Linked DNA regions of Mus musculus: region 2 is linked to region 1. The links are chromatin loops, found by intact Hi-C in ENCODE. Cell type or tissue: gastrocnemius. All regions are shown on one strand. Each heading gives the region's core, and the rest is flanking DNA. Links, peaks and the distances in the headings are about the cores only. Region 1 overlaps Frem1 (Fras1 related extracellular matrix protein 1). Region 2 has its middle 24 kb from the start of n-THgtg10.

Evidence for each region. Hi-C counts contacts between places; a loop is a spot of excess contacts. Peaks named below come from ENCODE experiments on the same cell type or tissue, not always from the same donor. Only the 100,000 strongest peaks of a DNase experiment are listed, where the experiment ranks them.
Region 2: it touches region 1 in a loop (9-fold over the local background); 34 of 42 quality-filtered maps call a loop at or near these places.

What each region holds. Positions count from the first base shown.
Region 1 is chr4:82,929,547-82,937,882 of GRCm38, forward strand. It overlaps Frem1 (Fras1 related extracellular matrix protein 1), which reads right to left. Exons shown (of 37, transcript NM_001198811.2): 26 at 6,426-6,627; 27 at 5,315-5,459. It overlaps Gm33260 (a long non-coding RNA gene), which reads left to right. Exons shown (of 3, transcript XR_390683.3): 2 at 2,438-2,540; 3 at 7,520-7,723. Among named protein-coding and RNA genes, the nearest start is that of Gm33260, 10 kb to the left of the region's middle. In gastrocnemius, for the core only: CTCF peaks have their summits at 4,306 (motif pointing left) and 4,948; DNase peaks (open chromatin) are centred at 1,494, 4,291 and 4,944; H3K4me3 peaks cover 877 bases; H3K27ac peaks cover 544 bases.
Region 2 is chr4:82,639,416-82,647,751 of GRCm38, forward strand. No RefSeq gene overlaps it. Among named protein-coding and RNA genes, the nearest start is that of n-THgtg10, 24 kb to the left of the region's middle. In gastrocnemius, for the core only: a CTCF peak has its summit at 3,762 (motif pointing right); DNase peaks (open chromatin) are centred at 3,787, 4,228, 4,488, 4,922 and 1 more place; H3K27ac peaks cover 218 bases.

The DNA.
Region 1 (8,336 bases), core at 62-8,061:
CTTAACTGGGCATGTATGCAATTCTCTGAGGCATATTGTAATTCTTAGCACTAGGCATGTCTGGAGACACTGTTGACTGTCACAAGCAGCACAAGGGTGGTCCAGGCACTTGGTAGGTGGAGCCAGCAAGGGATGCTACCTAGCAACCATGCACAAGTCATTAGCCTATGGCGAAGAGTTATGCTTTCCCACACTCCAAAAGTGTTGTCCACAGTGAGAGAGCTTGTTCTACAATTTAAAAAAATTGTGCTTTTGGTATTTTATTTTGTAGCTACCTGACTCGTGTATACGAACAAATGGAAAGAAGCATTCTGGGTTAGAAGGTCAGGTTTGGATCTGGGACATCAATCTAGGTTAATAACAGTGCTTTACCCTCTCCATACCTCAGTTTCCTTAAAGTACACTAAGGGCAAGTCACACTTCAAAGGAGCTAATGAGCATCCAGGAGTGCCCATTAAGTGTGGCAAGCGTCTTAGTAACGGGTTTCAGAGAAGCTAGAATCGCGATTAGGTCATTACTCCTATAACCAGACGGTCACTTAAAATCCAGCAGCATCTGACTTCAGAAAACTGAAATGCTAAAATATATTTTCCTAAGCATTCCAAGGTTTATCAATTCAGAGACGGAGCTATTAAGCCTGACAACCTCATACTTTGAACACCTGTGCTTCCCAGTTTTCATTTTCTCTTGATAATGGGGAGTGGTTAGCCAAGAGGCAACACAGAGAGTGGAACAAACACGCCCTTTGGAGTCAAGCACACCTTGCAAGCATTCATTAGTGTGGGAATGCGGTCAGTTCTTCCCGCTCTCTGGGCTTCTGCTTTCATTATCTTAAAATGAGGAGAATTACACTCACGTCAAATCATTAACATTAAAATTAGTTAATGTGTACAAAGCACCTGTACACAGTGGGTGCTTAATAAGTGCCATTTTCTCTCCCTTCCTCTGTGCTTTCCGGAGCTCGAGACTGGGGATAAGCGTGTTGACTCTGGGCTGGAGACAATGCTCAGGCATTAGCGAGGAAATGGCTTCAACCTCTCCCCTTACAAGGTGTTTCATAAAAGCAGTTTAAATGTTTAAAAGTTCGCCTGATAGAAATTCCTCTCCTTTTACATTTCTTTCAACTTTTCTCTTCTGAGGCCAAGACTGAGTAACAGAACAGCTGGGGCAGTTGTTCGAGAGGACAAGAATCAGTGATCAGAGAAAGCATTGGATGAGAAGGGCCAAGGGGATAACTTTTATTTTGAAGTTAACTCTCTCTCTCTCTCTCTCTCCCTCTCTCCCTCTCTCTCTCTCTCTCACACACACGCACACACACACATACACACACAGAAGGAAGTCCACATGAACCGTGTACTAAGAACATTACATTGGTGTACATTGGTTCCATTCTCTGGTCTACAGGGATGCTCTCAGTGAGTTCTATGGGCCCTGTGTGCCTTGCTTGGGCTCCGTAGATCGTTTGGACAGTCGAGCTGAGCCAGCGAGCAGAGCAAGCTTGTGAATGAGCAGTGCCAAGGCCAGAGCCAGGAAGAGCTATGCTATGCTCTCTGAGATCTGGATGTCAGGGTTCACATTCGGAGGCCACTCTTCCCCTGGCACAGAGATAGTTACCTCAGTGTTTGGAGTCTAATTTCCTTATTATCTTTGGAGGATTGTGTTTTTAAGCACCTAGCATGCTGCCTAGAATTTAGGCACTTAGCCAAATCTAAATCTTGAGGCAAGCATCCATGGATTTCAGTGTTATAAAATAACTTCTATTTATGGCAGTGTCTTCTGAATGCGTTCTGTGACAAATTGTCACCTGCACTAACATGGAGGGCGGGGGTGGGGGACTCTGGCCTGTTGAGGTGAGGTGAGCTACTTAATGAGCCCTTTCACAGAGTCTCAATAACAAGATCAGCTTGATGGATTTTGATATGATATACTTTTTTTTTAACCTTTAGAAAGATGTTTATTTAGCTCACAATTCAATAGGTTCAAAGCCCTCTAGATATGATATACTTAAACACACTCACCAACTAGCTAGCTGCTGCTAACTTGATTAATCTCACCCAGACCAAACTTTCCTATGTTTGATGAAATAGAGCATCTATCAATCCCTCAGAACTAAGAATGCACAGAAAGCACAAAAAGAAAGCACACTGTTTAGCTTACTGCGAATAACCACATGGATTGTTTGCTTTGTGAATAACCCTAAAATCAATATCTAATTACAGATAGGCTTTCATCTACCAAATGGTTCAGGATACTTCTTCAAACGGTCAATTGAATTAACATAGATACTCAGGGGAATTACTACTAGTAGTAAGGACCCCAAGATGCTTCCATTTGTGGGACCTCATGTATTTATCTAAAGTAACTATAATAGTTCCCTATTGTACATATGAGAAAGCTGTTGTGAGCAATCACTAAGTGCAGGCCTGTTCAACTCCAGATCCAAGGATAATTATCCCCACTATATCCCCCGGGAAGGAGATATGGAGACCACACGAACGTTGACAGTTGCTTTTCACGATTCCACACACACACAAAAACGGGTAAGCCTTAAAGTTCTTCATGGGAAAATATGTCTCTTGTAGCTTGGGTGGCCAATACCTACTGGGAAAGAAAGGCTTAGCTAGCATTAAGGAAGGATGAAGGGGGCAGAGCAGGGTGGCAGGCCACATGGGCTAATAAGGGCCGAGTCCCAGCTACCATACTAACCAGCTGCACGCGTGTGTAAGCCTCCTCCAGCTCTGTGCCTCTGTTTCCTTGCCTGCAAGTTCTAAATTATGACGGTTTTAGTGAATAAATAACATTAAGTAGAGCTAAAAATCATGAAATTCTAAATGCCTATGGTTCATATTGTGTGTGTAAGTAGGCTCTGACTGGTTGTTTTGTGACGACAAAACACTATTTAGAATTTTGTTTGTTTATTTGTTTTAAAGCCTCCCTCTCTTGTCCCCTTAGTGTGCGTGTGCGTGTGTGTGTTCAGAAGACAGCTCTTAAGAGTTGGATACGGGGGCAGGGGGTGTATGTTGGGGATTTAGCTCAGTGATAAAGCATTTGCCTAGCAAGCGCAAGGCTCTGGGTTCAATCCTCAACTCTGGGAAAAAAAAATTTAAATTAAAAAAAAATAAAAAAGAGTTGGATAGGGAAGTAAACTCAGGTGTTCCGGGCTAAACCCGCACCCTGTTTGTTATCAGAAAAATGTGTGTTTAGTTTCAGGAAAGAAAACCAAACCAAAATCCGTGTCTGCTTGGGCACAACTATTCCGCTCAAATACCGAGACAACGCAGAGCAATGTTTACTTCCATGAGCCCCCTCAAAAGGAAGTAACAGACAGGATGCTGGGCCCAAATCTGAGTTATTTTTGAATTATCTGTCCGCGGGCATCTTTCTTCACGGGTTTGAGCCATCTCCAGATGATAGCGTCATCTCCAGCATGAGCCTATGGAAAGAGATCTCTGTACAAGGATGCCTATGCCAATCTCAACCAGTCTCCTCAGAAGCCATAGCGCTGTTAACCACGTGATAATGACTCGACTGTGACTAACAACAAGGCTTGTAAAGGGTTCAAGTGTGGCGAAAGCTAGTATCATTGCTGGGGGTAAATTCTGTCACTCACACCATGCTGGCTGGCTTGCGGAGGGCCAAAGGTTTGTACTCACTCAGGGGCAGAACTGAGCAACACTGCATTTCAGTAGAACCATTTTTAAACGACTATAAGGCTGAGTGAAGTCAATTTGTTAACAGTTTTAGAATGTAGTCAACTATTTTTCTTGAAAATAACGTCTTTTCTTTTCTTTTCTTTTCTTCCTTTCTTTCCTTCTTCTTCTTCTTCTTCTTCCTCTTCCTCTTCCTTCTTCCTTCTTCCTTCTTCCTTCTTCCTTCTTCCTTCTTCCTTCTTCTTCTTCTTCTTCTTCTTCTTCTTCTTCTTCTTCTTCTTCTTCTTCTTCTTCTCTTCTTCTTCTTCTTCTCCTTCTCCTTCTTCTTCTTTTCTCTTAAGGTAAGTTATCGCTATCTAATCTTTAGCCCGTGATCTCCAGGAATCAGTTCCCTTAGGCAGAGGCAGTTTAATGGGTGTTTATAGCTTCAGGATTTTAAGTCCAGATACCTGGTCTTCCTTGTTCGTACCTGATCCCTAACACCCAGTGCTGTGCGCCTGGCATATGGTAACCACGGGACCAACATCGTCTGTGGGGTTATTTAATAAACCAGGCTGAGGGACTGCACTTGAACAGGCAAAAGAAGCCGCATCAGAACGCATTTCTGAGACAGGATGTCTGGGTTTGCTAGCAATGGCTGTAGCACTCTCTGGTGGCGAGTGGTGAAACTACACTACAGAATGAGGACACGGAAAATCCAGCCCTGAGAACATTTTCTCAGTTTCTCTTCCCGTTCACAATTCGACATAGAGGGAGCATAGTAGGGCTGTGCTCGTTTATGCTATTATTTATGTCTTGGATATGGTGAACACAAAATTTAGAACGAATTAAATGTTCTCTGAGGCGTCTGGGAAAGGCAGTAAATAACGAAAACGAATGCAGCAGGAGAAATGGACGGATGGACCTCATTGTGACCATCTGTCAGCCAGTAAATTATTCAAGGTCTATATCCAGAAGCATCTGGGAAGGAGGCACAGTCACTGAAATTATCCTGCTCTGTTAATCTTGTTAATATCACAGATTTGTTCTTGTTATGGCCACTATCCTACATCATATATATTTGTGTTTATAAATATCACTTAATATCCCCTCTACTCTATTTTTGTTTATACTATCTTCTTCTTGCCTATAAGGCTTGTTAACTTACAGAGGCAAGTGTTTTCTTTCTTTCTTTTTTGTAAGAAAGAATATATTTGGCTGCTTCTTTCTACTTCATCCCACCCCCACCTCCGTCCCCACCCACCATGGCTCAGAAGCCAGTCGTGACTAACACAGTCCTAGAGTGACCTCTGGCTGCAATACGAACACACACAGGCTTTGAGCTCAGTCCTGAAAGGCCTCCAACAGTCACTTCCCAGGGTGTGAAAGGCGATGCATTTACAACCGTGATAAAAAGGGTGCTGTTTGCTGAGCCTTTTAGTGCCTTTATAATCTGGGAACTACTGGTTTCTCCATCATCTAGAAATGATACAACAGAAATCCCCTCTCCAAAATAAATTGCATGAGCCTATGAAATAGTCCATCAATTTACCCTATTAATTGTAAAGGTTTACCCTGTAAACATTTACCCTATAAACAGTGAAAGACCTGGTATGGAAAAGATTATTTCACGTTCTTAATCGGATAAACGTGACATGCAGAGCCAGTGAATAATGGAAAGTTACCTCTGGGGAGTGGCAGTGTTCCCTGTGGGGTCCATGGCCTGAAATTCCAGGATATCGGAAGTCACTTGCAAAGAAGGGTTTATGATGTAAAGGATGGTCTTATGGCTTAAGTCCTTCTGGCTAAATCGCTCGTGGATGAATTCACCTACAAGCAAGAAATAGATGGATCTCTCATGGATAATCAAATCAAACATCACTTGAGAATTAAAAAACCACACAGCTGTTTTGTTTCAAACAGATTTAAGGAATAGAGTGCCGGGCTGGGGGTTCTATTCAGGCGGTAGTACTTGCCTAGCATGCATAGAACACACCCAAAACCCTGTATGGAGGCATACACCTGGAACGCTAACACTTGAAATAAAGAGAAAGGATGATCCAAAGTTAAAGGCTGTGTTCTACTACATATCAAATTTGAGGCCAGCCGCTACCTGAGACCTTGTTTTAAAGAGAGAGAAAAAAAAGCCAAAGTCCATTTAAAGAAAATTAGCATTGTTGCACCCATGCTCAGATACAAATAAGATTGACTCAAATTCCTCTTTAAGTTTGCTTTGCTTTGGAGATACTTGCCTTATAATCCTAAACTAAAGAGAAAGGGAATGGGGAGTTAATAAAACCTGTCGCCTCTGCCATCCTGTTTAATGAGTTGTTGTGATCATTGCCTTCCTGAAGCAGAGCTAATATAAAATTTAGCAAAGCTATTAGGGGAAAAACCATATTTTTAAAAAAGCAGATGATATAATTGGGGATTCATACTAGGAGAAAGAAATTAATCTCAAATATCAATCTCACCCTGGCACTGTGTTCTGAATAAAACACAACATGAAAATAAAACAAAATAACAAGTCAGTGAAGAGTTCAGCTACTGTGTGTCAGGAGCTGTTTCTCCTTATGAAGATGAATTTAGAAGATTCAGCTTCAAACCCCTATTAGCAACAACATTGATTTATAAACTGAGTCTATCAGCAAGCCCTAGGGAGCACTCACCAAACGGGCCTACCTACACTTACCTGAGTTCCTCTTTAGCTCTGCCAGCAACTAGTAGTTTAAAATGAGGACTTACAAGGACTGAGATGGAAAGTACACCCGCCCCCCCAAAAAAGATGGAAAGTACCTGTTGTTGTGTTCTCCAGACGTCCGTACAATGGGCCTCGTAAAATCTTAAAGATGATCTGGTCATCCTCTGTGTCAGGGTCTGATGCCTTCAGCACACGGGAAGTGATGTAAATCCCATAGCAGCCATTTTTCAAGAGCCCCACTTGAGTAGGGGAGTGCAAGTGTGTGATACGGGGCGCTGCCTTGTCCAGCTGATCCACCTGAATCACCAACGTAGCGTTACACAAGGACTTCTCTCCCTATGCTACACAGGGCTTTCCTGGCTCAACAATAGTGAACTCCTCAACCCAGAGATCGCTTGGAGTCCTTATCTGTTGATTTCTGCCGAAGCCTGTCTTGTTCACCCTATCCTAACAAATACAGAGACAAGGGCCAAGGTTTCCTTTCCATCACAAACCTCCACCCAGCTTTATGATGTCCCCTGTCTGAATTTCCTTACAATATTAGCTTTATGAAGGGACATACCACACCTTCCCACCCAATGCCCATTCTTGCACACAGCACTATGCATGAACCATGACAGAAGCACAAGGAAAACACTAAAAATGACCCCAAAATTACATGGCAAATTTAACGTCAGCACCACGGAAAGATTTGCTGTGTTTAATGAACTACATAAACAGAATCCTAGGTTTTTACAAATGCCAAAGACCTTTCCCACATGCCTTTGCCCAAATGCCAAAGTGTTGAGAAGAAAAGCTGAAATAGTTCACTATAAAAATTATGCAAGTGATTATCTTTAGCCTGTATATTGTTCCACTAAGGCTGAAGACCACCAGACTCAATAAGTGGACTAGATACTTAAGGGTGGTGGATTGGGTAAGGCTGTGTCAGAGATGATATCCCTGGGGCAAGCTGGCTAGCCAGATTAGCTGAACTAGCTAGCTCCGTGTTCAACAAGGGAGCCCTTGCCATTGGAAAATAGAGTAATCAAGGAAGACACTCAAAGTCACCCTCTAGCCACCAGATGGACATACATACACACATGAGCACACAAACATGCTCTCACATTTGTAAATAAGCATGCACACACACCCTACACGCATATGCATGCAAAAAAAAGCGTGTTTATGTTTTCTGGATTTGTTGTAGATGACTATAAAAGCATTTTAACGAATTCGGATCTGAAAATTGTATGCTGAGACTTTCAGCACTTCAAGGCTGGTGGAATTCGGGCTGTGAATTTCGTGATGATCTCCTGGGAAGAGCAGCTCCCGTAGTCACGGTGGCATGAAAGAGGAAACATGAAACATACTAAGCCATATTAGGATCCTCCCAAACCCAGGTGGCTGAAGGTGGGGTTGTGGCTTTTATTTTGTTGTTATGTTTATAAACCCAAAAGTTACAAAAGCAATAAAGATTTGTTGTGGTCAATGTTTTTAAAAATGTCTTGCTACACAAGCGCTGGGCACTTTGGTTCCCCTGTTGTGCCTCTGGCCATACTGGTTTGTTCATATATATTAAACATTTTGCATCATCAAAAGCAGGTCTTTGACTTGGTAGACCAGAAGGCTTTGAAACATTACAGGGGAAGACATTTTATTTTTAAGGAAGGCTCTGCGTATTTTACGATAACTTAAGGTATATTTAGTAAGACTCTTCCCAGACATGTCAGTCCCCATAGAGAGTAATGGCAGGTCCTTTTGTCTACATACACTCCTTGTCCCCTTCACAGGAGGACTATAGATTGTGACAGTCTTGAGCATGTGTGGTTTCCCACAGAATGAAGGTCATGTGTGCCTCCTGCTATTAGTCAGCCACACCATATCTATCTGTCTGTCTATCTATCTATCTATCTATCTATCTATCTATCTATCTATCTATCCATCCATCCATCCATCTGTCTATCTGTTATTTTTAATTCTTCCATCCAGCAGCTTTTCCCTTGGTTACTCATAGTTACTCTTAG
Region 2 (8,336 bases), core at 61-8,060, 290 kb before region 1:
TTCAACCCCTTAAAAATAAACCTTTTCACAAGGACGGATGCTCAGCCTTGCTTGGAATACATGATTGCAAACTAAAGTTAGAGGACACTAATGTCCCCCCAGTTAAACTGAAGAAACCATGAAAGATTGTACTGCATTGACAAACTCACACATTTCCCCTTGGATTGTGAACGGATGCAAGCTCGGTGGACAGCACTTCTGCCATCTCAATCAAGATTGCTGAAAGACACTGAGCTCCTGTCACCCCTTTTTGGAGGAGTTATCCTACAGAGGCACCTGCTCATGTGAGAAATGACAATGGCATCATTATTAATTGCTTTACTGTTTGCCAAATCAAAAGATGGGGAGCCATCTGAATGGCCGGTATTGGAAAAGGAATATGTGACTTATGAGGCCTGCCCATGACAGCATGCTACGTAGCTGCAGCGGTGAGATGATCAGAAAGAATGACTTAGAAAGGTATACATGCTAAAGTCATGTGGAAAGAGAACAGGTAAAAACAACAGACATTGGCTTTCAAAGGGCCAATAAAGACTACATGAAGGTATAATTTTGTAAGTATAAAATTTCTGCTGAAGAACAAGGAATGAGGAAGACGGTTATGAGAAGAGAAACTGCTTGTCTAGAGAAGCAAGAAGAAGCTACACCCTCCACGGTATCTGCCCTTCCTTCTTGAACTTTCATCCCTTTTCACACGTTCCTTATTCACAAAAATTAAGATGTTAGTTTGGCTAAAACTAATTTATGTCAATAGTCTTTGGAAGAGGATTACGCCTACTGCAGAGACTAATCCGTCTGTCTCGGAAAAAAAAGAAAAACACAGACGTAAAACCTCAGACCTGATATAAAAATAACTAAGATACTTTGTGTAGTTATCATGTTATTATATGTAATTATAATAATTACATTTTAAATAAATGAGTATGTAAGATAATTCATTTCCAGCACCACAATTAGATGGAGCTTTCTAGAACACAAACTTGATAACATCATCTTCCTACTGTAGAGCTTTTCATTGCTCCCCACTACCTCAGAATAATGAGGTTCAATTTCCTTAATACATACTACCCGGCCCGTTATTCACCTGGTCTCACCTTATTCTTCCAGCCTCACTCCTCGTTGTTTTCATTAATTCTGAGTTCCATGTTGTCTTGAAGAACTTGTCTCCACAATAGACCTTTAGTTAAGCCTGTTCATCTTCTCTGCTTCCTCTGGCCTTGGGATCTTACCCCTGCTCCTTTGCTCTTTGCATCTGATGAGAGAACCTATCTCCTTGGCCTCCAAAGCTGGCTAGGTCTAATTTCCTCCATGTCCTGAGGTACACCACACAACTCACTCTCTCTCTCTGAGGATTCCTCACCTCCTTGGATGGCAGTTGATAGTTTACTCCCCTGACCTCTCAGTAGACCGTGATTTCCTTGAGTGAACCGTAAGCAGCAAAGAAGCCATGTGTAATCTGTTGAAGAAGTCCATCAATGAAGTCACGCTGGAGGTGAGACACGGATGAGGAAAAGAAATAATTCAAAAGAAACGAATACAAAATGGCAATAGGATTAGGCCATCACCCATGAGTGGACCTTCTCAAACACAGCCCTACACACAACCTCACGGGTCTGCATGCAGCAGTGGTGGTGGCAGGGGGAGGTGGGGCACGGGGGGCGGTGGCAGCAGCAGCAGCAGGCAGAGGTCATCAGGGTTGCTTCCTTGGCAAGCACTTCTGACCCTGTTTAGCTCCATCCCTCCCCATTTCACTACTAGATCCTGATTGTGCTCCCAAGCAGCTGGGTGTGGCAGCCACAGTCAGTTCTTAATTGGGTGCTGGAGGATCGCTGTAGTGGAAATTACTGATACAAAGATATGACCTAAACCATTAGGACAGCTTCCAGAAAGGTTCTCCGCTATCCGGGGAGTAGGAACAGAAGGGAGGCCTGGGCCCACATGAGTCACAGGGCTATCTTCTGGGTGGTTTCTTCTGGACAAAGGGCAAAGGAAACTGACTGGGAATCTCTAGGCCACCTGGATGCATAGCCCACCTGTGGTTATCAGAGTATAAATGGTTTGTTTGTTTGTTTACTAAATTGGTTTAAATTCATATATAACCAGTGCTTCAGCTTGAAACAAAAACATGTTCTTGGTTTCTAGTGGGTAGCCCAGCATTCCACACAACAAACTGCTGAATTCCTCTATGGTGAAGTAACTACAAAAGAACAGCTGGTGTGTATGGTGTCCAGCCTTGATTCTTAGCATTTTTAACTGAGAGAAATTCCTGGTCTCTAAAAGTGAGATAGATATTCTTGACCACCAGACAGGCCTGGGGGCCCCAGCACAGGACAGAACAACCTTCCCAGATATGAGAGCTCACTGGCAATTCCAGTACAAGGCTATAGGAGGTATGCTATGGTATTTAACTATACTTTTATGCAAGGTATGGTATTTAACTATACTTTCAGTTATAATCATGTTCAAAGCCTGGCGGCAGTTGCCAAAAGGACAGAGAATAACACATTCATTTGTCACCAAGGCTGACCACAGTGGTTCCTGAAATGCTAATTTTCAGATAATGATACAGTTTCTACACAAACCAATAGATATGAACTCTGTTATAACAATTTGATAATAATTTAAATTAAAAATAGCTTACGGTGATAGCAAGAAAACCTACAACAACCCAGGACTAAATCTAGCAATATCTATTAAGGTGTTTGTGAGTATAGTAACTAAAGGATTTAAAAAGAAAATCTAAGATAGAAAGATGGCTTCTGAGTAATGCCCACAGAGGTTTGCTGTCACTGTCTTTAAATGAGATGAAAGGGAAGAAGAGGGCTGTTGACCCTGGAGAATGAAAAGGGACAGGCTCTTCTCTAAAGCTTTTGGAAGGAATGCAGTCCTGCTGACACTGGCTTCAGCCTGTGAGATTCTCCCAGGGTACTAACATTCAGAGCTAACCCTATCTCCATGTGCCGGTTTCATTTAACCCCACCACCGTTTCTGGTTGTAATAGTGCTAAGAATTCCCACAAGAAGACTCAGACATCTCCTTACTTTGGATCAAAAGTTGAAGGGAATCAGCTTCCTCATGAGAAATCTGGCTGGCTAACTAGACAGAAGGACAACACAATGTCCTACAGTGTGAAGCTAGACACAGGTTGGCAGGTCCTTAAGTCAGTGAAAGAAACTTTTCTCTCAAGTTTAATGAAAAATGGGGATATGTTGAGAGAAAGTTACAGAGTGGCCTTATGAGATGGAAATGGGGAAACAGAATCGTACAGTTGCCTACCACCCTGTGTGCTCTCCCCTTGAGGAACGCTAGTATTCTCTTTCCAAAAGGGAAATGAGAACATGACAGGGACTCTGATGTTTCCATTAAGGGGGAAAAAACCCAACAACAAGAACAGCAACAACAACAACAAAAACAAAAAAAGAAACAAAAATCAAAATTAAACACACACACACAAACCCCAGAAAGGAATCACACAGATTCATATTCAAGCACTGTTCTAAACTAAATGGGAAGAACATATTTCTGGTTAATCATAAGGAAATCCAGTGTCAATGCAAAGACGCCTGCACTGGTATTAACAACATGGAGAGAAGAAAATGGCTCATTAATAATTCATCAAGATTACTGTCACCATTAACTGATGCACACTTTGTGATGGATAAGATGGCATAATTGAAACACACACACACACACACACACACACACACACACCTCTTGCAGCTAGGGGTGCTTCCTGGCTGTCATAGTGTTATTCACCACTCGAGGGAGCCCAAGTGTCTTTGGTCTTGGCCTCACTGTAATGACATGGGGGCTTGGTCAAGTGGCACATCCTTCTGTTACTCTGCTGCAGGGTGGACATCCAGGAGAGCTGGTTTCTTTGTTGTCAAGGTCTGTCCTGTGTGCCGTACGATGCTTAGCAGCATCTCTCTAGCTTCTGCCCACTAGTTGCTGATCAAAATGTCACAAGACACTGCCAAATGTCCCTCTCCACTCTCAGGCAGGGATGCCTACTTAGTGAAGCTTCCAGAGCTTCTGGGCCCCCAAAACTCTGACCCCTCACAGAGAAGTGTGGCAGTGTGGAGAAACCCTCAGCTGTATCCGTGCCCCTCTTGTGTGAACAGCCTGGTGACAAGCAGATCTAGGAAGACTGATATGTCTCCTGCCAACCTGGCAGGAGGCATCAGAGAGCTGGAGTCTTGGCCAGCCTTTATAAAGAGTGGAGCACTGCCACGGTCCCTCTGGGTGGTGCTGAGCTCAGGCGATGCTGTTGTCTTCAGGCTTTTGGTAGCAGCTCAAATGATTAGTTAATTATTCATTACTATTTGTCATAAAATCCTGAAGGGCTGCCAAGTGGTATCACGCAGGCAATGCCGAAGCAGAGGACATGTCTTTTCTTATGTTCCAGTGGGTAGCAAACATAGGCTGCTTTGAAAGCATACCAAGGACTCCAGGCACCAGCTTGTGAGTGTCCAGATGGGAGGTCTAAGACGGCAGGTCTTGAAGCTTTGCCCTCCGGGCTTGTGCTTGCACCTGCCCTGTTCTCCTGGCTACCCAAAGCATGAGGCTGGGGGTCGGGAGTGAGGGTTCACATGGAGAGAGATGCTGAAGATGGAAAATGGAGTCCAAGGTCTGGCCAGCACTCAGGTCTCCCATTTGCTCCCAACCCTTTTACCTTTTGCACACAATGGTGGACAGCCAGCCTCCTGAAGAGGGGCCCTCTAGACTCTATTTCTCCTCCCCTTTTCCTTGACCATGGCTCTCTTTGGTATATCTCTTTCCCATTTCTTTTATGGCCACCTTCAGTATTCCCTTTAATCGATAATAATATATACGGATCCTGGTTTGTATTGGGGCTGAAGTCAGCAGAGGACACAGCATGATATGCTCTGGTTTTGAGAACACCTGGCTCAAAGAAACCAGGCAAGGAAGCATCCACTCTGGAAAAGCCTCTCAAACAGAAGGGGAGAAGGGCCCGGCATCTGGACTACAAATAATTTTAGAGGTAGATTCTCCCTCCAGTATCTTCTTTCCCCTTCTCATCATAATCCTGCCTATTATGATCCATATCCACAGATCCAGGTATCAAAAGAGGGGTTGGGACATGGGAACACGACAATGATCAGCACCCACAAGGGCAATGCCTGCCGCCTGGGCCTACTTTCTTGGCCTCCCCTTCCCCTCTTCAAGACTATTGTTTTGTTTTGTTTTGTTTTGTTTTGGATATTCATTATTTTTCCAAACTTGGCAGGTACACAGTTAATTGGGATGTGTGTGCTGTGCACACAGAACCCCTCAGGGCTTTGAATCCTTTTCAGACTCAGTTTCTCATTTGGCAAAGGGATAATGTAAGTGTGGTAAGCTCGCCTCGGGGACTCAGTGTCAGTGAGGTGCTTCCAAACTTCCTGGTGTCCAGAGTGCTGTGGTCCACACGCCGCTCACAAGTTGGTTCCCGGGACAGGGTTTCTGCTATGCTGGAGCCAATAGACTTCAACGCCCCACTGGTGCTACAGTGGGTGCCTCTGCCAGTGTCCCATTCTGTCATCACGGAGCTGTGCCTCTTCCCTCATCCTGAGCGCTACTGACTCGTCAGGAGGTGTGTGACACTAATTGGTTCCGAGCTGTGCACACGGGATAGGCTGTGCTTAGCTCATTGCTCCACTCCCCTTCCCACCTCTGCTTTACACTCCCTTTGGGACATCAGCTCAATGGAGTTTACTTTTCAACCAGGTCTCCTGTCTTTGTTAATGACTGTTCACTGTGGTTCTGCCTGGGAAAGTTTTCAACTAAAACTAACTCAGGTAAAGGATTGTGAAGCAATATTAGAACTGAATGGTCGAAATGACTTCATTCTTCCTAGGGGAGTTTTCCAGGCCAATTTCCTCCTAAAAATCCATTAGTGACAGTGGAGGAGGACACATGTGCCAGTCATTTGCATAAGTGTGCATGCCTAGCTTGGTCGGTTTTTTGGGGGTGGGGGTGGGGAGGGGGCGTGCTGCGTGTATGTGCTTGGATTTTTTTTTTTTTTTTTTTGAGACAGGGTTTTTCACTGCTCTGGATCCTTCTGAGTGAGCGAGAGTGACTTGTCCACAAGCCACAGAGATCTGCCAGTCTTGTTTCTGCAGTGCTAGATTATAGATGCACACCTTCATATCTAGGTGTTTTTGGGGTGTTTGTGGGAAGATTGCTGTAATTGTTTTGTTGTTGTTATTGTTGTTGTTTTATGGGTATTGGGTATGGACTTGGGTCTTTTGGCCTGTGTGAAAAGCACTTTATCTACTATGCTAATTTCCAATCTAAATTCCTCATTTATGTTGAAGTTAAATAACTACTCTTTTATGTAAGTAGAAGGCACTAACCAACAGTACCACTGGCACTACTAAACGACTGCACTTTCAGAAGGTTAGAAATAGAACACTATTAGGAAGTAGCAGGTGCAATGTAGACAGATGGTCAGCGCTGTGGCAGTTGTCTTCTTCCTGGCTGCTGCACGTTCCTGCCTCTCTGTGCTCACAACGCTAAAGTGTATATGGTAGTGGTTTCCTGTCATTGTGTTCTTTTAACTGATACGTGCTCTGACACCATGATCACTTGTTCAAATGTAACTTCTCTCTGTACCTTGATCTGCCCTCCTGAAGTGGGGACTCTGACCACCTGTGGGTGATCTCATTGTTATCAGCAGGCTAGTTAACAGTGAGAGGAGATGATCACCTATGATCCATGGGTGATCTCATGGTTATCAGCGGGCTAGTTAACAGTGAGAGGAGAGGAATCACAGTCAAAGGCCAGCAACTGGAGAGCAGGGATTGGAGTTGGGGTTGGGGCATGAGCAGGCAGGCAAGGTGATCAGTATCTTGTGCTATAATTCATGACATCATATTCACAGTGCTTATATTCAGAGTTGAAAAGCACGATATGGATTTTTACGGAGTAGTCTTAAAAGAAAGAATATCTATTTGGGTCATGGTTTCAGAGGTTGCCATCCATCATGGTGGAAGAGTTAGCAGGGAGCTTGCATCACGGTGGCCAGGGAGCAGAGAGCAAGAGAGAAGTGTCTACACTGTCTGGCTTCCTTCCAGCCTTCATTTCATCCAGGGGCCATGTAGAAACCCCCGTGTTGAGCTGACTGAGCTCTGAAAACACCTCCCAGACACAATCTTAGGTAGGGTTTACTAGCCTAGGAACATCTCAACCAATTCAAACTGAAAATCAAGATTGATCTTCACTGGCCATGTGAGCCACTGTAGTGCTGGGAGTAGGTGACTTCAAAGTTACAGAATGCATTTCATTCAAGCTGAGACGTTCAAGACTGAGATGCTAGAAGACATGGTGTCTGTGAGGACCTACCTCCTGAAAGGCCATACCTGTGTTGAAGCTATTTCACACTGACTGACTACTTGATTGTAGAGAATTGGACTATTGGACACTGATCAAGGACCCACATCATCTTGGGTTATTTTTATTCTTTTTCAAGACATTTTTATTCACTTCTGTATCTAGTCTAACATTCTTTTCTCTTTCAGTAAACCCTCTGTAATGTATTCTTAGCAGACCACTAACTTCTACCTCCCAAGTTAGAGTGATGATATGTGGCATCTGAATCCTATGACAGAGTTTCCTCTGCTTTGTTAAATCCAGTCTACCTGCAGTTTCCAAAAATATATTTGGAAAGTACGTGGGTTTATGACTATCTTTTGTACTATAACTCTGGAAACTTCATCTGATCATTCCCATGGTAGAATTTGTCATTCAGGGAAACCTGCATCTATATTTGGCTCTGAATAAACTCTGTCTAAATCCTTTTGGAATAAGAGCTGTTTGCTGTCAAAGCTTGTGGGAAGATAGCTATCTTTTACTGTCTTCATGTAACAGAAAGGCTGAGGAATTTCTAGGGTGGTCGCTTCTATAACCAGCACGAACTATTTCCACCCATTAGGATTTCCTGACCTAATCACTTCCCAGAAGCTCCACTTCTATTTTTTTTTAATTTTTAATTTAATTTTATTTATTTAGGTATTTTCTTCATTTACATTTCCAATGCTATCCCAAAAGTCCCCCCATACCCTCCCCCCCCCACTCCCCTACCCATCCACTCCCACTTCTTGGCCCTGGCGTTCCCCTGTACTGAGCATATGAAGTTTGCAAAACCAATGGACCTCTCTTTCCACTGATGGCTGAATAGGCCATCTTCTGATACATATGCAGCTAGAGACAGGAGCTCCGGGGGGGGGGGGGGGAGCGGTACTGATTAGTTCATATTGTTGTTCCACCTATAGGGTTGCAGATACCTTTAGCTCCTTGGGTACTTTCTCTAGCTCCTCCATTGGGGGCCCTGTGTT